Linked DNA regions of Homo sapiens: region 2 is linked to region 1. A link is an interaction called in ENCODE POLR2A ChIA-PET data of the cell type or tissue named here. Cell type or tissue: HepG2. All regions are shown on one strand. Each heading gives the region's core, and the rest is flanking DNA. Links, peaks and the distances in the headings are about the cores only.

Region 1 (11,345 bases), core at 1,729-9,728:
GCATGGGACTTGCAGGAGGAGGGGAATTGCCAGCGCGATTTGGGTCACAGTGGAGATTTCTGGACAACTGAGAAAAGTGATCCTGGAAAGATACTAAGGTTACGCATAGTGACTTCCAATCTGAAGTCAGACGGCATGAGAATCATGGCACTTCCTGCCTTCACTGATACTTTTCAAGGACTTGACGCTCCTCCTTGAGTTCAAGACCAAGGAAACATGGCCTTCCCCTCTCCTGCACATCCTTTGCCCTAAATCATAGAAAGGGAAGTTCTAAGCCCTGGCCTGCAACAAAGGAGTTAGTGAGCCCCGAATCTGGCCTCAGAGAGGACAGGATGGTGCCTGGTGAGGAAGCAGCTTCCCTTCCGCCTGGTGTCTTGGCTCCATGGAACGATCCTCTCCAGAGCACTTGAGGCCTAGAGTCCTTCTGAATGGAAACAAGAGACTCGTAAATCCCAAAGCCAGACTCCCTTGGAAGCTCCTGGCTCGGCTCTTGCCTCCCGGGCTCCCTGCCATGAGGAGCATCTCCCAGACTGCTCTCCCTCTCCCCCAGCCGACTGCACGCGCTGACTTTTTGCTCTGGTCGGGGGCAGCCTGTGCCCTGCCTGCCCGGAGGCCTCCAGCCTGCTTGGGTTACCATGAATGAGCATGTTTGGGCTGAATGGTAACCCTCAAGTTTTTCTGAAATTTGGGGTCACTGGGTCCTGAGATGCTGACCTAACATTTTGGGGAAGGTTTGATAAACTGGGTTTCGAAGAGGCCCCAGACAGCCGTCCATCCAACCAGTGCGGGTTACGAGACGAGGAAATCCAGGCAAAGTCCAGTTGAAATCAATCTGTTACCTCCCTTCAGCGGAGGCCCCAACACCCAGGCCCATCCGTTCCCTCTGGGGCCCCATCCCAGGGTGTTGATCCCACGCCAGCTCCAGCCAGCTGCCCAGGAGTCTGTCTCCTGCTCTGATGATGGGGCTCCCGCCCCTCCTCTCACTTCTTCCTTTTCCAGTCAACCTTGTCCTTCATCTAGAGGTCATGAGCAGAGACCTCCAGGTGCAGCCCGTGCTGGGCTAAGGGAGTCAATCCCACACTGTCAGGCAGATCTGTCGAGAGAGCTTTAGGGTTTTTAATTAGGAGGGCCAGCTGGGCTCCTTCTTTAGTCCCCTACTCCACCCCCCAGCCTGGCTTGTAACTTGACTTGTTAAGATGGAACCAAGGGAAGGAGGGAAAGGAAGAGAAGGGAGCATGAATTACTAACCTCACTTCCTCCCTGTGTTTTAAAAGTCACCTTGTATCCAGTCTCCTTACTTTTTTTTTTTTTTTTTTTTTTTGCGGGGTCGAAGAGGCGTGACAGGGTCTCATTCTGTCACCCAGGCTGGAGTGCAGTGGCATGGATCATAGCTCATTGCAGCCTCAAACTCCTGGGCTCAAGTGATCCTCCCAAGCAGCTGGGACTACAGGGCATATCTGGCTATTTTGTTCGTTTGTTTGTTTGTAGAGGCCAGGTCTCCCTGTGTTGCCTAGGCTGGTCTCAAACTCCTGGCTCTGAGTGATCCTCCCACCTTGGCCTCCCGAAGTGCTGGGATTACAGGTGTGAGCCACTGTAGCCGACCATTTCTTAATTTATTGAATCCTGGTGTCTTAGGTGTTTAAGCGTCCTCAGGGCTTGCAGGAGAAAGTTTCTGATTAAGGAAATGGATCCGTGGAAGTTGCTGAGGATGGAGTTTCTTTCCCTTGTGTTACAGCTGACCAGTCATGGGGCTAGAGCTGGAACTCAGACATCCCCTCTCCAGGCTTGACTGACAGTAACCAGGTAAAAATAATCTACGGGGCACCAGAAGCCTTGGGGTCTGGTCATGCTCAGGCGCTAACTTGCAGGGTGACCTTGGGCCAGATTTTCCTCCTCTCCAGGTCTCAGTTTTTTCATAGGAGTAGAAAAATTTTTCTGCTTTTGAGGCCATTCCATTTAAGCAACTGCAGGAAAAGGAGTGATTATAGTAGTAGCAATTCAGATCAAAGGTGGAGAGGTCTTAAAAGGATTTGGTGCTGGGCTGGACTATAGTGTTTTGATTTAAATGTGGTAAATGCTAGGAGAGGCTGTTGGCCCTGGAAGGGCTCAGGGCTGATGGAACAAGAGCTGCTGATGAAGAAGATGGCTGTGACGGGGACAAGCACATCGCTGCAGGCCCTTGGTCTATTTTATTTATTTATTTATTTTATTTTTGAGACGGAGTCTTGCTCTGGCACCCAGACTAGAGTGCAGTGGTGCGATCTTGGCTCACTGCAACCTCCATCCCCCAGGATCAAGCAATTCTCCTGCCTCGGCCTCCTGAGTAGCCACACCTGGCTACATTTTGAATTTTCTGTAGAGACAGAGTTCCGCCATGTTGCCCAGACTGGTCTCAAACTCCTGACCTCAGGTGATCTGCCCACCTCGGCCTCCCACAGCATTGGGATTACAGGTGTGAGCCACCGCACCTGGGGCCCTGTGGTCTGTTCTTGAAGATTCATTTCCTCTCTCAGGGCAGTTCAGAGGAAGCTAGAGTTTGAGGGCACAGAGCTCTAGGAAAGGGTTTCCTGATTACCGGGCAAATCTGAGACCCCTCCCTCTGGGGCCTCCCATTCTCTGCCTGGTCTCCCGGTCTGCCTGTTGCTCTCTGTCGCCGGGTACGTCTGCCCCTCTTGGGTCTCACTGTCTCGGGGTCTCACTCTGTCTATGGGAACCTTTGCCTTTGGGACCCAATTACTGGACCCTCTAGGAAAGTTTAATTGAATATTTGTATTGAAAACAGGAGCCAGGGCCCCGAGCCTGATGGGAGGAGACAGGGGGAGAAGAGGGGAGCTGTGTTTGCTTTTCACTCCGGATTAGAGACCTTTATTTGTGCTGAGAGCAGAGATTGGGCCTGGGGATAATGAGTCTGAAGTTTGTTTTCTCCCTCAGGCTGCCCCTCCCTCTGCCTACTCTCTCTGCAGGGAAGGGGTTAGGGCAGAGGGGCCGGGAACTTGTCCGAGCTGCGGTCCGCTGGGCATTCTGTGCCCTGGGGCCCCAGCCTGGGTCTCAGGAGCTGCAGCTGGCCGCAGCTATGCCTGACATAGGCACGGGCTGTGCCGGTTTGCATACGTGCACTTCAAGCCGCGGGTGCTGGGTCATGAGTGCCTCCTGGGAAGACCCTCGGCCAATGCGTGTGCATCTGGGTGTGTGAGAAACGTGCTGTTGTTGAGGACAGTGACTGCTGAGTACATCTGCTGCCAGGAGGCTAAGGCGGTCACATGGGAGTGTGATTCATTGAGGCCTGAAAAGTGCCATCAATCTCACTCTTTCTGGAAGGCATAAGATGCCATTCCTGTGAGCTGCTCCGCGCTCCCCCGCACTCCTCGTGGCAGGGACCTGAAGTTTCTTGGCCGTGCCGCCCCTGGAAAAGTCTGCCAGTGAGCGGGGAATTAGCCAGGCTCCTGCTTCCTCCGAGTGAACACTGTAGCAATCCTGGGGTCCCATGTCTTGCCCATCGCCCTGAGGCCCTGTGCTCGTGATTGCTTTTGATCTGAGCAGAATCTGCCTGTGTGAGGCTGGGCCACTTGTCCTGGGTCACACAGAGCTGGGGATTTGTGGGGAGGGCACCCCGATCGTCCCAAGGGCCTGATGGCTCTCCGGCGGTGGTCGCGTTCCTGCCAGGTGTGAAGACCTGCTCAAGTCCACACAGCCCACTCCAGGCCGAATAGGGAATTCAACCCAGGTTTGTTTGCCTCCAAAATCCATACCTTCTCCTTAGGGGCTGGACAGCAGAATCAAGGGGGTGGGCAGCCGGGGCTGAAGGACCCCAGTGGAGAGAGGAGATTTGATTCCTCTGGCTGTTTTTCTAAAGGAAGATTGAGAAGAGGGCCAGGAGATTCCTGGAGGTGATCACAGCCGCTGCACCTGGCAGGTCACTCACAGTGTGCAGATGGAGGCAGCAAGGCCAGTGTCTGCCTCAAGCCTTCCTTTCCCTTCTCCCCAGCCGCCCTCTCATGCTCCTTGCCCCGCCTTGCTGAGATCTAACAGCTGCTGTTATTGAGTGTCTGCTGTGTGCCTGGCCCATTCCAAGTGCTTCACATAGGTTACACATTTCACTCTTGCTACAACCACAGGAAGGAGTTTCTTTATCCTGATTGTAAGAGGGGAAAATACCATCTCACACCAGTTAGAATGGCGATCATTAAAAAGTCAGGAAACAACAGGTGCTGGAGAGGATGTGGAGAAATAGGAACACTTTTACACTGTTGGTGGGAGTGTAAACTAGTTCAACCATTATGGAAGGCAGTGTGGCGATTCCTCAAGGATCTAGAACTAGAAATACCATTTGACCCAGCAATCCCATTACTGGGTATATACCCAAGGGATTATAAATCATGCTGCTATAAAGACACATGCACACGTATGTTTATTACGGCACTATTCACAACAGCAAAGACTTGGAACCAACCCAAATGTCCATCAGTGATAGACTGGATTAAGAAAATGTGGCACATATACACCATGGAATACTATGCAGCCATAAAAAAAGATGAGTTCATGTCCTTTGTAGGGACATGGATGAAGCTGGAAACCATCATTCTCAGCAAACTATCGCAAGGACAAAAAACCAAACACCGCATGTTCTCACTCATAGGTGGGAATTGAACAATGAGAACACCTGGACACCGGATGGGGAACACCACACACCAGGGCCTGTCATGGGGTGGGGGGAGGGGGAGGGATAGCATTAGGAGATATACCTAATGTAAATGACGAGTTAATGGGTGCAGCACACCAACATGGCACATGTATACACATGTAACAAACCTGCACATTGTGCACATGTACCCTAGAACTTCAAGTATTAAAAAAAAAAGGGCAGGGGGAAACGGAAGCACAGAGAGGTGGAGTGACTTGTTTGCTCTGTTAGGTGCCAGCATCTGCTTCCAGCTCGCCCTGCTTTTGTTCAGCGTGCAGCCCTGAAGCGGATGCTGCCAACCCTGCTGGGTCCCCACCCCACGCCGCTCCAAAGGGGCCTAACTGTGGTCGGCGGGGCGGCATGGGTAGGGTCACCATTCTCTGATGCTATAGGTCAGAAGAGGCAAGCTTAGCCCCACTTTGGACGGAGCCTTCTTCCTCCTCCTCGCCTGGTTGCTGCAGGGTGACTGGGTGTGGGGACTGCAGGGCTGTGAGAGCCCTTACCACATCAGAGCTGGGTTCGCCTCCTGTCCTCAGATGCCCCCTCTGTCCACACACCCCTCTCTCACATGGGCCACTGTTCTCCATGCCCTTTCCTTGGGGCAGTGATCTGTCCTTTGTCAGCCAGGCCGCCTTGGGCCTTGGGAGAGGCTACCGGGAAGCAAAGCCTTGGTTGGCTGCAGTGAAGTGTGGAAGGGGAGGGGACATGCACAGTTCCCGTGTGCCACCCTTGCCTGGAGGTGATGGCACACCAAGGCACTATAGGACATCACGGGCGGTCCTTTCACCTGGCAAATGATCCAACTCATTCTGAAACGACTGCCTCCGTTCTGAAACTCTTTTCCTTCTCTGTATTTATACGCGGGTGAGATGAGGGATGCTGGAGTAAGTACACACCGAAGTCCAAGGGGACAGGGAATCTGGGGAACTGGGGGAGGAGAAACTGAATCACAGACCCCAGAGCTCAGGACCCACCTGTGATGCGTCCCATCCACAGGCCCTGCCGTCCCTGCTCTCCCAGGCTGGCCAAGCCGAGCTTCAACTCACTGCTGAGGCCAAGCAAAGCTGAGAGGATGCTGCGCTGGCTCCCTTGCAGTAAACGGTAGTAGGAAAATGCAGCTGTTTGTGTATAAACTAAAGCTTGTTACAGTCCTGGAAGCTTCCGACTTGGGGGCCCACAGGCTTGGAGTGGAGAACATTGTGGGGAGAAAAATCATGTGTGAGCTGTTACTGCTGGGCCCTGAGGCTCTGCGGCCCTGCCTGGCCCTCCGTCCTGCTGCCCCGACCTGCCCTGCTGCCCTCCCCTCACTCCACCAGACTCCAAACACAGCCCAGCTGCAGGAACATCAGCCTCTCATTATGTTCCCTCCACCCCTGCACAAACACAGCAGGTGGGGCGTGGGGCGCAGTGGGCGGGGGCAAGAGGCCAGCATGGGATTTGGCCTTTCTCAGGGTGCTGAGAAAGTGTGCCGAGGCAGGGGCCGCCGAGGACACAGTGGAGAGGTGCCCTCTGGGCGGCTTACCATGTGCCGCAGCCCAGCTGGGATCAGACCCCTGCCATCAACAGGCCTGAAAGAGACCCCTGCCCCGTGCAGGGCCTGCAGAGAAAGGTTGAGGATAAGGGCCACTGAGGAAAGCTGCAGCGGTACGGGGGCTCATTCCATTTTGACATTAACTTGGTATGCAAATAACATGCAAATTGGCCCTTTATTGTGTCTTAGTCAATAGCCAGGCATTTTTTATCTTTGGCCTGCAGCTTTGGTCTCAGCAGATCTCAGCAGGTCACCAGGTAGGAGGGAGAGGCTGTCAGCTTTAGAAGGAGGAGGCTGGGAGGGGAGGAATCATTACTTTCCTCTGCCCAGTAGCTGTTACGCCGAGGGGGGTGCTGAGGGGGCAGTGGTGGCAGATAGGCCCTGGGGGTCCCTCTCGGCGGCCTGCTGACTTACAGGCTGGATGTGGTGGGGGCAGGCGAGGGCGGGAGGCTGTGCTGAGCCTGATGGATGGGCCCTGGCGGCAGCTTTGGCCGCCCCGCTGGGGCCAGGGGCCCAGGCTCAGCACGGGAAGGTCAGGCTGAGGGTGCAGGGAGCTCCCGGTCGCTTAGAAAGGCTGCTCATGGGAGGTGGGTATCAATTTCCCAGCTGAAAAGCTGTGGGGAGGGAGGAAGAACAGACCCCATGTGGAAGAGAAGTTACACTCTGGGGGACATGGCCAGAGAGGTCCATCTTGAGTTGTGTTTCTATCTTGTTAAAGGTGAAAATTCCTGGGTTTTGTATGGGTATGGGTGCATGTGTTGAACTTAGTATGCAGGCAAAGAAGATACTGCCTTTCTTATCACCGTCTTCTGCCCTACCCCACTCCCTGCACTCACACACACACTCACCCACTAAGCAAGACACCATACACAGTCATACAAGACACCATACACACACAGTCATATAAGACACCATACACACACACAGTCATACAAGACACCATACACACACAGTCATACAAGACACCATACACACATGCAGTCATACAAGACACTGTATGCACACACGCTCACACGCAGTCATGTACTCACGCAAGACACTATACACAGACGGTCTCTCGCACACTCATGCAAGATACCATACAAAAACACTTATACAAGACACCATACACAGGTGCGCGCGCGCGCACACACACACACACACACACACACACACACACACTCATGCAAGATGCCATACACAGACGGTCTCAAACCCACACACTCTTGCGGGTTGCTGTCCACACACAGACTCACACAAACACTCACTTGTGCAAGACACCATACACACAGGCTCTCACACACATATTCCTTTCTTTTATTAAAAAAATAGAAACCTAATTTTCATGGAAACCTGCCACTTAAGTGACTCAAGTGTCTGAATTTCCATTCTGTAAATAATGTAAATGCACATGTCTCCCCCCAGTCTGTCTCTCCTGTGCCCCACAATGCAGTGCTTGAATTTCCTCCCACTCAGACTCCCAGAAAATCCACTCTATCCTATGCAAGCTCCACACCCCTCCCTCCTTATACATCCAAGGATGTCGGGATGGTGTGGGGGGCAGTCCTGCTCATTCAAAACTGGGACTCAGCTGCCTGTCCCCAGAGGCAGAGACCGCCACAACCGTCACCAAAGGCTGTTTACTTACCTCAGGGACATTCTAGCCCTGAGCAAAATCTGCATGTGTCTGAACTGGAGGTGGGTTGGCAAGTGCGTGGAGGTGGTTTGGAACTTCTGTGGGAGCCCAGGAAATAGCTGCCACTGTCTTCTCCATTCCCCTTCCCTGCCTGGTGGTCGGGTGTGCATCATTTGCTAGAAGCCCACCCAGTGGCCTGGAAGCCTGGGGACTTGGCCTGCTTGCTGGGGAGAATCTTGCTCCACTAAGGTGAGTGCTTTCCAGGACTTTGGTTGTTGGAGGGGTGGGGGGCACAGGTTGAGACCACACTGCTGGAGCAGGGGCCAGCCAACAACTTGTCAAACTGGCTGCCTCCTTACTTCATCAATTCCCCTGTCATTTCCCTGGGATACCTTGAGTTTGACCTCAGTGCAGGGAGCAAAGTTCTTTCTTTGTCTCCTAATAAACAGCCTCAGTGACTGCTGGCCTCCAGCTGTTCTGTGGCCTCTGTGGCTCCACCCGCCTCACCCGAGAGGCCCTTTCTCCCTGTGAAGTCTCATTAACTGGAGGCTTGGGGCCAAAGGAGGGCTCTGGCCGGCCACCTCTCTCCTTATTAGTGCAATCATCTCTGTCTGGCATGATGGCCAAGCTCTTCCTAGAACCCTCTCTGCTCAGAGGCTCCTCCTAGGCTGCTGGAAAACCCTGCCCTGGGTCCTCGGAGTGACCAGGGCATTTCTACCCTGAAGCCATTAGTGCCAAGTGGCGCTGTGTATGGGGGTTTACATAGATCTTTTCAGGGCCCATAGGAAGGCAGCTATGATGGATCAGGTCCAGGAAGGTGGGTCTCTCAGTGCAGCCTCCCTGAAAACCAGCTCTGGTCTTCTGGTGGCGTTTGCCCATGGGAGGCCTGTTGACTCAGGCTGCCCAGAAGACATTTCTCTGTGTGCAGCGGTTCTGTTTCCTGGCATAGCTCTCTCCCCTGCTCCAAATGCAGTGCAAACCCTGAGCTGGGGGAGAACAATCTCATGCAGAAACTTGGGATGTTCTCTGCAGGTGGATTTCTCCCTGGACATCTGAGTGGGAGACTGGATTTTAGGCTCTGCTCTGTGCAGGTTCTCTCGCTTTTGCTCTGCCAAATCCAAAGTGCTTTCCACTTCCTTTTTCTAGAAACAGTTGTGTAGTGGTTAAGACTCAAAGATGTGCAGTCTGGGCTGGGCACGCTGGCTCACTCTGTAATCCCTGCACTTTGGGAGGCTGAGGTAGGCAGATTACTTAAGGCCAGGGGTTCAAGATCAGCCTGACTGACATGGTGAAACCCTGTCTCTACCAAAAATATAAAAATTAGCCAGGTGTGGTGGTGCACGCCTGTAATCCCAGCTACCTGGGAGGCTAAGGTGGGAGGATCACTTGAACCCAGGAGGCAGAGGTTGCAGTGAGTCAAGATCATGCTGCTAGGCAACAGAGTGAGACTCCGTTTAGGAAAAAAAAAAAAAAGATGAAAGATGTGCAATGTGACAGGCCTGGGTTCAAATCCTTATGCTGCCACCTATTAGATTGGTGAGAGAGGAAAGTTTCTGAACCTCTCTGAGCCTCAGTTTCCATATCTGGGAAATGGGGATAATGACAGTAGCGCTGGCCATAGGTTACTGAGAGCATTGCAAGAGAGGATGCGTATAACGCAAACAAGATGAGCTAGATTACTGAGGACGAACGTTGCGCAATTGTGTGTAGAGTCTTAAGGAGGATTTTGCTCTTCCACATGGGCCAGGAATTACGTACTGTTCCTTCTTGTCTCCCCGCAGGGAAGGTCTAAAATAGCCCAGAAAATGTATTTCAGTGGATGAAGGTATTTCTCTTTTTAAAAAGGACATGCAAGTAGAAAGTCTCAGAAAAAAATACTCAAGGCCCTGGTAATATTGAGAATATTTGGGAACAGGAAGAGGGGCTAAGTGGCCCATGGCAGAGATGGGAGGAATACTTTTCTTTATGTCCTTTTTTTTTTTTTTTTTGAGACGGAGTCTCCCTCTGCCACCCAGGCTGGAATGCAGTGGCATGACCTTGGCTCACTGCAACCTCCTTCTCCTGGCTTCCAGTGATCCTTCCACCTAAGCCTCCTGAGTAGTTGGGATTACAGGCACCTACTACCATGCCCCGCTAATTTTTGTATTTTTAGTACAGGTGGGGTTTCACCATGTTGGTGAGGCTGGTCTTAAACTCCTGAGTTCAGGTGACCTGCCTGCCTCAGCCTCCCAAAGTACTGGGATTACAGGTGTGAGCCACCATGCCTGGTTTCCTTATATGTCCTTTTGACTCTTGTTTTATGTCTGCATCATATGAAACCAATTATAAAAATTAATAAAATTAAAATTTTAATGTTGGAAACATAACAAAGTAGATGTACTGGGGGATAAAGTTTTTCAGGTGTTCTTAATACTTGAAACCAGGTATTTGGCTAATAAAGTCAGGCAAAGGGCTAAATCGTGAGGGATTCCTCGGAGGAGAAAGACATGGAGATCGGGGGACATAGGGGCCAAGGCCACTAGGACGTCCTGTGTCTCTGTTTGGGGGAATTTCCTCAGCCGGGTACTTTTTGCCCAAGTGCCTTGTCTCAGCGACTATTCCATGAGCTGGACACGAGCCCGCAGCCTCCGTGTGCTGTGAGCGTGGCTGTGGGCGGGGAGGCGGGAAGACGCAGCCGCAGCGCCCGGGCCCTCTCCGTGGGGCCTGCCTTTCCCCTGCGGGCCTCGCTCACTTGTTAGAAATCTCTCTTTTCTTCAAGGCTCACCTCAGATATCACCCCTCTGTGAAGTGCCCCCTGTTCCTACCAGATCAGACTTTACCCCTCCTATCCTCTTCCGTGTGTTCTGCTCATTCCTCTTTCCCAATTCTTTCCCCTGTGGTGTTTTACATTCTCTTTATTTGTTCGGATGCCATTTCCCCTGTTAGCTCTGAAGCCCGTGGAGGACACAGGCTGTGGCTCATTCACATCTGCAAGTTTCACCGTTCCCAGCCCAGGGCCCGAGACGTAAGTTCTCCATCCACGCTTGGGAGTGCATGAGTGGGCGAGTAAGCAGCCCTGAAATGTCCTGAATCTTTGAACCTCAGTTTTCCATCTGTAAAATGGGGATGGCAATCATGGAACCCACCGTGAGAGATCAGCTGGGTTGTGCTAGGGAGTTCTCTTACTACACCGCTGGCCCTGATGGATGTCCCTAAATTTACGCAGTCCTTGCTCTCATCTTGAGATCACAGGTGTCCTTGAACTTCCTGTCCTCTCTGCTGCACACAGAGCTTGCCTTCCTCCCATTCTCCACCTGGCTTCTTGATGCCACATGTCATAAGCTTAGCCAGCAGTAGGCTGGGCCTAACGTTAGGGCCATCACTCCCAGACACAGAATGGTCAACCCCGAGGAATCAGCCCTCGGTGCCTCTGCCCGATCACCGCCCTCTCCACAGAGCTGCAGAGCCCAAACTCGCCTTCCCAGCCGGGCCAGAAGGAAAAGGCTTTCTGTGCCTGCCCTGGCCTGCCAAGCCTCACA
Region 2 (9,672 bases), core at 1-8,000, 71 kb after region 1:
AGGCGTTTGAAAAAAGCTTCTACCAGCAAAAGGCCGAACAAACAAACAGAAGACAACAAATCTTGGAGAAAACAAAGACTATGCATGGGGAAGAAAACTCTTATGTACTTAGAAAGTTGTAATATTGCATCTACAAAATCAAGAATGGGACGCTAATAAAAAAAATATTGGCCAGGCATGGTGGCTCACACTTATAATCAAAGCACTTTGGGAAGCCAAGATGGATCACTTGAGCCCAGAATTTTGAGACCAGCCTGGGCAACATGGTGAAGACCCATCGCTATGAAAAAATACAAAAATTAGCTGGACATGGTGCTGCGTGCCTGTAGTCCCAGTTACTTGGAGGGCTGAAGCAGGAGGATTTCTTGAGCCCGGGAGGTTGAGGCTGCAGTGGGCTGTGATCATACCACTGGACTCCAGCCTGGGCAGCAGAGTGAGACCCTGTCTCAAAAAAAAAGAATGGAATTACTGGGGAACAAAAAAGAACTCTTGGAAACTAAATATGATAGGATAAAGTTTTAACAATCAATAGATGATTGAAAAATAAGTGGAGGAAATTAATCAGAAAGTAGAGGTAAGAGTTAGGAGAGAAGAAAAAAGAGAATTATAAGATGCATTCAAGAAAATATTCAAATTACAGGAATTCCAAAAAGAGATAATAGAGAAAATAGAGGTTAAAAAAGTAAATTAGGCTGAACATGGCAGCTCACACCTGGAATCCCAGCACTTTAGGAGGCCAAGGTGGGAGGATCACTTGAGGCCAGGAGTTCGAGATCAGCCTGCTTAATATAGCAAGACCCCATCTCTAAAAAAATAAAAAATAAATTATCTAGGCATGGTGATGGATGCCTGGTGTCCTAGCTACTTGGGAGGATGAGGAAGGAGGATCGCTTGAGCCTAGGAGTTTGAGGCTGCTGTGAGCTATGATCATGCCACTGCACCCTAGCCTTAGTGACAGAGTGAGACTTCATCTCTAAAAAAATAAAAATAAATACAATTCAATCAATCAGCCAAGCAAAGTGGCTCATACCTGTAATCCCAGCACTTTGGGAGGCCAAGAGGGGAGGATTACTTGAGTCCAGGAGTTTGAGACCAGCCTGGGCAACATAGTGAGACCCTGTCTCTATTTTTAAAAAATATATCTAAAAAATCAACTGATCAAAGGTATAATTCATGAACATTTTCCTAGTCTTAGACGTGAGTTTCCAGAATGAAAGAGCCCATTAAGTGCCCAGAATAATCAATGAAGAAAACCAACACCCAAAGAAAGTAAATTATGACATTTCAGCATATTAGCAACAAAGAGAGGATCCTACAAGGTTCCGGAGAAAATAAACAAGTTTCATACCAAGGAATCAGAATAGCACTGGAAGCTAGAAGACAATGGAGAAAGGCCAGCTACTTCCGAGGTAGAATTTTCTACTCACCTAAACTCCCAATCAAATGTGAGGGCAGAATGGAGACATTTTCAGATATGTGCCATGTGTCCATATTTTGTCTGTCATGCACTGTCTCAGGATTCCACTGCAAAGGATATGCTCCACCAAGAAGGAAGACATGTCACCCAGCACAAAGAGGACCCCGAAACAAGGGAACGGGAAGCTCCAATAACATAGTAAAGGGAGATCTCAAGCCACCAGCTTTGTAACAGACCCTGGGAACAACCAGTGCAGACTGGCCCAGCCAGAAGATCCAGGGATGATCTCCTGGAGAAAACGAGGCAGATAGACTAAGTCATCTCAATATTTGAGGGAATTGAAACGAGATTACTCAATCTGGGGAGAGTTTGGGAATACACCAGCAATAAATATACAGAAAACTAAACAAACAAAACCAAACGATTTTTAACTCTAGGAGGAAAATTTCGCAGAGGGAAAATAATCATTGTACACTCACGACTTGGCTGTGGGTAGCGTTTATGTATTCATGATAAAGTAAATATTGAATGTTGATCTAATGAAAATTACGATCTAATTATACTCGGGAAATGGCCAGCTGAGTGGGGGCGGGAGCTGCGTGCGTCAGTGTGTGGCAACGGGATGTTTTGGCAACGGAGAGAGAAAGAAATCCTCCCCTTTCCTTTTTTTTTTTTGAGATGGTCTCCCTCTGTCGCCCAGGCTGGAGTGCAGTGGCGCAATCTCGGCTCACTGCAAGCTCCACCTCCTGGGCTCACGCCATTCTCCTGCCTCAGCCTCCCCAGTAGCTGGGACTACAGGCGCCCGCCACCATGCCTGGCTAATTTTTTGTATTTTTAGTAGAGATGGGGTTTCACCGTGTTAGCCAGGATGGTCTCGATCTCCTGACCTCGTGATCCGCCCCCCTCGGCCTCCCAAAGTGCTGCGATTACAGGCGTGAGCCACCGCGCCGGGCCTGAAATCCTCCCTTTTCCTAACGAGAAATAGACAAAGGCCTAACTTAAGAAAAATCTAGGAAATGGTTAACATTGGAAAATTAAGCAGTAGCGATATAAGCTTGCTATTTAGCAAAGAAAGTAAAGAATCCGTTCAAAAGAGTTGAGAAAAGGCTGGGCCTGGTGGCTCACGCCTGTAATCCTAGCACTTTGGGAGGCTGAGGTGAGTGGATCACTTGAGGTCAGGAGTTCAAGACCAGCCTGGCCAACATGGTGAAACCCCGTCTCTACTAAAAATACAAAAAAAATCAGCCGGGTGGGGTGGCGCGTGCTACTTGGGAGGCTGAGGCACGAGAATCACTTGAACTTGGGAGGCGGGTTGCTGTGAGCTGAGATCGTGTCACTGCACTACAGCCTGAGCAACAGAGGGAGACTCTGTCTCATAAAAGAAAAGAAAAGAAAAGAAAAGAAAAGAAAAGAAAAGAAAAGAAAGGGTTGAGAAGGTTACTCCTGAGGAGCAAGAATTGGTGGGGAGAGGGGGAGTGATGGAGGGGGCTGTTGCGTTTCTTATCAAGTCTTGCAGAACTCTTGGTGTCTTTAAACTATGTGCTTGAAAATTTCTGATTAAGAGAATGTGATAAAAGATACAAGGAGGAACAGGAGGAGGAGGAGGAAAAAAAGAGGGAGAGCCTAAGAGTCTAGTAGACTGAGCTCTCCTGTATGTTGGGCAAATTATTTAATTTCTATTATTTTCTTCTGCAAAAATGAATATAATAGTACATAACTTGCAGGATTCTTTTTGTCTCTAATATGTGGTAACCACATGTCACTACTGGTTATTGGAAACACAGACCAATCTACCAAAGGATAAACACTCAGGTCTTGGTTCCTCACTTCCACCTGGCTCATTAAACTGTTGGGAGATCCAGTGCAGTAACTAAGTCAAACCTCACATCCACTTGGAACTAGGCCAAATGTGACTTCAATAACACATCCAGCATGGTGCCCAGTGTTGACACTAGTATGCATGGAGGGTTGACTCCATGCTGGTCTCTGTGCTAAAGGCGTCACATGGGATTGTCCTCCATCGTAACCACAGAATGTTCTTAATTACCAGCACAGCTGCATACACTGGGGCAACAAACAAACAAAAACAACCGTCACAGTGCATGTGAGTAAGCACATCAGGGCAGGCCTGAGAGACGGGAAAGGCCAGAGGCAAGCACTCTCCCTTATGGTGTGAAGCTTAGTGTTTGCGTCTTGTCCACTTTCAGAAAAGATTAGTGAGGCCAGGCACGGTGGCTCACATCTGTAATCCCAGCACTTTGGGAGGCGGAGGCGGGTGGATCATCTGAGGTCAGAAGTTTGAGACCAGCCTGGCCAACATGGTGAAACCCTGTCTGTACAAAAATACAAAAAAAAATTAGCCAGGTGTGGTGGCAGGTGCCGGTAATCCCAGCTACTCGGGAGGCTGAGGTAGGGAGAATCTCTTGAACCCAGGAGGCAGAGGTTGCAGTAAGCCAAGATCGCATCATTGCACCCCAGCCTGGGCAACAGAGCAAGACTCTGTCTAAAAAAAAAAAAAAAATCAGTGATTGTGTAGCAAGAGTAAGCCAGGATTTAAAGACAGAAGATCTGGTTTCAGATCCCTACTTCACCTATTGGGCAAGTGTTTCTTGAGACTGCTTTCTTATTTTTAAATTAAAGCTAAAACAAGAATATGGACTTTATTATATGGTTATCATGAAACTTGAATGAATTTATACACACACATATAATTTACCACATAAAGAGTAGCTTTAGGCTGGGCGTGGTGGCTCACACCTGTAATCCCAGCACTTTGGGAGGCCGAGACAAGAGTACTGCTTGAGGCCAGGAATTCAAGACCAACCTAGGGAACATAGTGAGACTCTGTCTTTACAAAAAATTAGAAAAATTAGTTGGGCGTGGTGGCACACACATGTAGTTCCAGCTACTTAGAAGGCTGAAGCAGGCGGATCAATTGAGCCCAGGAATTAGAGGCTGCAGCAAGCTACGATTGCCACTACCCTCCAGCCTGGGTGACAGAGGGAGATCATCTCTCAAAAAAAATTGCTTATATATTAAAAATATGTAACATAGTATATAAATATATAACTACTATTTGAAAGAGTAGACATATAACAAATACACAATAAATATATAACTATATATAATAGAGTCTACATACAAGTTATATATAAAACTACTCTTTATATGATAAATTATACTCTTGTCGAATAAAAAACAAATCCAGACTTGGTAAGAGTAGACTTTTATCCAAAGAGAATTATTGCAAGGCTGGGGGAGGGGAAGGGACTATTGCAATAGGGAGAAGGCCCTGACCATCCTTCTGAAAGCTTCTTAGGAATAAGGCAGACAGGAATTTTTTTCCTTTCTAGGGAAGAGTAAACAAGGCTAGAAAGAAGCAGGTGTGGGGAAGGGGGTGGGTGATGGGGCAGCAGGGTCAGGCAGTGAGGCAGGGGCTGTTTGACCCAGAGGCCTGCCTCTTGTCAGGAAGGGCTGTTTGCTGGCTCAGGCTGAGGGTGCCCAAAGTCCAGGGGCCTTGAAAAAGAAACTCTTCAATGAAGTTTGGTTACAAGCATTTTGTCCCAATTGATCCGTGGAGACAAGCAGCTTAGCTAATCATTGATGAGGCAGAGCAAGGGACTCTGGAGGGTCTGTGACTGGCCTTGTCATAGGTAAAGTCTTAATCTAAGTCATTTGAGGAAGGGTGGGGTTCTTTGCCGTAAGCAGCTTGCTTTACATATTTTTGGGGGTTTAATTTGCAATATAAAATTCTAATAGACACTTTTCTCGCTATTATTTACTATGAAATATTTGGTTCCCGTTTTTAGTGGATTCACTGTAAGTGGCCATTTTCCGGGATCAATTGCCCTCCAATAATGAGAACCTTCTGCTCAGCCCCAAGAGCCTGAGACTCACGCCGGATGTCGCTGGCCATGAGCATGAAATTCCTTCAAATTCTCACATTTCATCTTAAAATATTTTTATAATCTATAATATACTTCTGATAAATTACTTGTTAAATTACTTAAAGTTTTCCCTAAAGGTCTTTAACCAAAAGGATCCTCTTTCTTAAGAGCCATTTTTATCCTGTGGCTTCACACACCCTGTGGCATATTGGATGTTTCCCTCAGGATATAGAAACTTTATTTGAAAAGCTTGGCCATAAAGAATGATCCAAATTACTTGGGCCTTGATGTTCAGAGGGGAATGTTGCCAGCCAACGACCATACACAGCCATAGAAAGATCTCAAAAATGTTCTCTTAGAATATCTAGCTTGGAGCAATGCTCTGATGGCTCTTTGAGGAAAGTTAATTGTAAATGTACTCTTGAATTGCTAGATTGATTTATAACTTTAAGTCTTTTTGAGCATGATTAGATATCTGAACCCAAGGTCCCCTGATTATACTCCTATGTCATGTCAAACAGAAGATGTATCCCATCTCCATTTAAAGAACTCCTCATTTGGTGATGAAAATCAGTTTCTTCATCTTCCTTTTTTTTTTGACAGGATCTCACTTTGTCTCCTAGGCTGGAGTGCAGTGGTGTGACCATAGCTCTCTGCAGCCTTGAACTCCTGGGCTCAAGCGATCCTCCCACCTCAGCCTCTCGAGTAGCTGTGGCTGACTACAGGCATGCACCACCATGACCAGCTATTTTTTTATTTTTATTTTTTGTAGAGATGGGTCTTACTAGATAATCATAGTTTCTTTTACTGTGCCTTTACTACATATCAGAAACAGGGCCAGCATTTTGCATGCATTATCTCTAACTCTCCTAACAGCCTGTAAGGAAGTTGTTACTATCTTCTTTTAACAAATGACAGAACAGAAAGGTTAAATGATTTTGCTAAGGCCACACAGCCAGAAGGTGGAGGTTATAAGGCTCATACCCTTCCCATTAAAGCAGAATACCTTAGGCTTCATACTTGGGTTAGGTTCATAGTATCAGTGACCAGAATGCCCCTTACCCCAACTTTTTCAAATACCGGTGGTCTCAACCAGGTTTTGGAGAGAAACCGGACAACAGCCAGTGCAAGGTTCAGCGCCTCGATAACAGTCCAACGCTCAGAAACTCTACTCTAACTGGAGGAAGACCCTCCAACTTCTTTTTGCTTTCTTCTTACTCACCTTTTAGGGGCAGCATTTAATGATATGGAATATTCTTTCTGTTACAGGAATAAAGTGAAGTAATTTGTATTTAATAAAATTGCGCACGCTCTCTTTTAACCCATTTTTTTCCCCAGGTCGATATTTTTACATGGGGAGCAATTGGAGTTTTCAAGCTCAGCCACTCCATTATTGATCATTGATTTACTATCTGTGGTTGTGAACGAATCTGTCTAAACCAATAGAAGATTGAGGGGGTTTTTTTGTTTTGTTTTTTGTTTGTTTTTCTTTTTTTTGAGACAGAGTTTTGCTCTTGTTGCCCAGGCTGGAGTGCATTGGTGCAATCTCGGCTCACCGCAACCTCTGCCTCCCAGGTTCAAGTGATTCTCCTGCCTCAGCCTCTCGAGTAGCTGGGATTACAGGCATGCACCACCACGCCCGGCTAATTTTTCTATTTTTAGTAGAGACGGGGTTTCTTCATGTTGGCTAGGCTGATCTCGAACTCCTAACCTCAAGTGATCTGCCCGCCTCGGCCTCCCAAAGTGCTGGGATTACAGGCATGAGCCACTGCACCCGGCCAGATTGAGGTTTTTTCCTCACCTCTCGTTGGCCTTGACAAAGGGGCCAGGAAGTGGACCACATATGAAGAGTATAGATCCCTAGTTGCTGATGTACATATAAAACACGCATTTTGATACTGCCATGAAAATCAAAGTCCACAGGAAGTATTTCCTGGCAGAAATGTCGTTATAAACATTTTCCAAATTTTTAAATTATAAAAGTATTATAAAAACTCTAAACCAGAATGTCATTCTTTTTCTTTTTTTTTTTTTAGATGGAGGCTCACTCTGTCGCCCAGGCTGGAGTGTGGTGGCGCGATCTTGGCTCGCTGCAACCTCTGTGTCCTGGGGCTGCTCCTGCTAGGGTGTCACCATGGGTCCCCAAGCTGATGTGATGCTGTCAGCATCCTGTCGGCACCTCCTTGGCCTGTACCATTTCGGGGCATGCTGGCTGACATTCCGACTGCCAGCTTCTATATCACTTGCCTGAGGCCTTTCTTTGCCTGCTGCAGCCTGCTTTGCCCACATATGTGGTAAACCAGACACACCGGGGAATTCATGCTCCTAGAGCAGCCCTCAACCATTGATTGATGGGAGTTGGTATATATGCCCCAGCTCCCTCCCCGCCTCAGGTAGGATGATTCAGAGGCTGTTCAACACTCCCAGAATTCCTCAGTGGGGATGAGCTTTAATTCCCTTAGTAGGAACTAGCTTGGTAACACACCTTTTTGGGGGCCTTTTTTCCTTTCCTGTCTCACTTGCCCACTCTCCTACTAGTGTTTACTGGGATCAAACAAATGACTTGTATTTGAATCCCTTTCTCCAGGTCTGCTTCTAGGGGAACCCAAACTAAAATGGATGGGTTATGCTTAGATCAAACTAAAGTGATACAAGACCATTCTTTTGGGCCATTTTATCTTGTACCCTCATCAACGGAGTCTTATTACTGTAGGGTGTCAACTAAAGACATTGCCAATCCTGTTACTCAGCACTGCCTATACGAATTTCATTGTGAGAAATTTCTTCTAAAACTTACAGCTGGAAAAAATTTTGCTTAGCCTGACACGCTGGTATATTTCCTTCATTCTGGTAAAGAGAATTAGATTCCAGACATCTGTCTGTCTGTCTCCTTTTTTTCCTCTCTCTTTTCCTCTCCAGATTTGCCTTCAGGGAAGCTCAGAAGCCAATCTGGAGTCCAATAACAGCAAATATGCAGGACTTTATCCCCCGTGTATGTGTGTTTCTCTTCCCTAGTCTTGATTTCATTTCGTGTATATTTTCTGTGATCCTAGTTATTCATTCTTATTTGGACTTACTCCTGCTTTAGTGCATGCATCTCTTTGCAAGCCGCCAATACTCTGTGGAACTAGTGGCCATGTGAATAAGGTGTTTAAGAAGCACTTCTTTAATGAATTATATTTGGATGCTAACTGTGCAAAGATATTGTTATGAAACTAGAGAAGTATGAGTCTCCCCTCCAGAGCACCTTCTCACCTTGTAGGACAGTGCTTTTTCAACTCTCTGGTTTCTGTAATTGTCTCCTTGGATGAAATCTTACATGGAAGATATGGCAAGTCAATAAAAAGAAGCTGTTCTGGTTGAGATGTGTGAGTGAGGGGATAGGAAATCCTTTCACTCAGCTTGGGAATCCTCTTCCGCTACACCCCCTACACCCTGTCTTTTGGTCCCCCAGGCACCAGCTTCTAAACTTGAGGTCTTTGTAGAGCACTGGTTGACAAACAGCTTTAGAGACACAAGCAGGGTGTGGGCCTTTGATGCCAGGGCAGTGCTGGGGACAGCAGCTGCGCACGGAGCTGTTCTGCCGCCACCCAGGAAAGGGGGCGCTCACTGCTGCAGGCTGTCTACCCACCGGACAGGGCTGTTCTCCCCAAGTTTGCCTTATCACAGGCGCTGACCTATAGGTCAAGAAGCAGCCTCGGCTGGGCACGGTGACTCACGCCTGTAATCCCAGCACTTTGGAAGGCCGAGGTGGGCGGATCACAAGGTCAGGAGTTCGAGACCATCCTGGCTAACATGGGGAAACCCTGTCTCTACTAAAAACACAAAAATTAGCTGGGCGTGGTGGCGTGTGCCTGTAGTCCCAGCTACTCAGGAGGCTAAGGCAGGAGAATCACTTGAACCCAGGAGGCAGAGGTTGCTGTGAGCCAAGATCATGCCACTGCACTCCAGCCGGGCAACAGAATGAGACTCTGTCTCAAAAAAAAAAGAAGCAGCCTCAGGGCAGTTTCCTCCCCAGCCCACTCTGTGTCACTCCATAGCTCGCTGGGCCCTCTTCTGGCCCTCTTGACACCTCCTCAAGTCCCCTCCTCAAGCCTGGTGCGGATGGGCAGGAGCAGGCTGGGACAGAGGTGAAGATCCAGGGGCTGGCTCGGCAGGAGAGGCAGGTGTGTGAGGAGACAGACCTCTGGCTCTGCCTCTTTTTCTGGAAGCTATCGGTTCTAAGCTTAGACACCAATGCACCCCCCACCCCCAGCCCGCACTGTTTGTCTAATAAGGAAACCTTTTTGACCTAGCCAGTTAAAAGTCCCGGCCCTTCACCTCATTACTGCCAAGGCCAGAACTAAAGAGGTGAAAGCTGGCAGCCTT

What was found. ChIA-PET counts read pairs that join two places held together with the same protein. Peaks named below come from ENCODE experiments on the same cell type or tissue, not always from the same donor. Only the 100,000 strongest peaks of a DNase experiment are listed, where the experiment ranks them.
Region 2: POLR2A ChIA-PET joins it to region 1 with 6 read pairs; 4 of 35 experiments call an interaction of 5 or more read pairs at or near these places.

Annotation. Positions count from the first base shown.
Region 1 is chr11:126,155,156-126,166,500 of GRCh38, reverse strand. No RefSeq gene overlaps it. Among named protein-coding and RNA genes, the nearest start is that of RPUSD4, 51 kb to the left of the region's middle. RefSeq lists enhancers at 5,318-5,962, 5,963-6,607. In HepG2, for the core only: no CTCF peak of the experiment used is centred there; DNase peaks (open chromatin) are centred at 2,890 and 8,260; H3K4me3 peaks cover 3,305 bases.
Region 2 is chr11:126,084,418-126,094,089 of GRCh38, reverse strand. No RefSeq gene overlaps it. Among named protein-coding and RNA genes, the nearest start is that of CDON, 26 kb to the right of the region's middle. In HepG2, for the core only: no CTCF peak of the experiment used is centred there; DNase peaks (open chromatin) are centred at 2,029 and 4,959; H3K4me3 peaks cover 314 bases.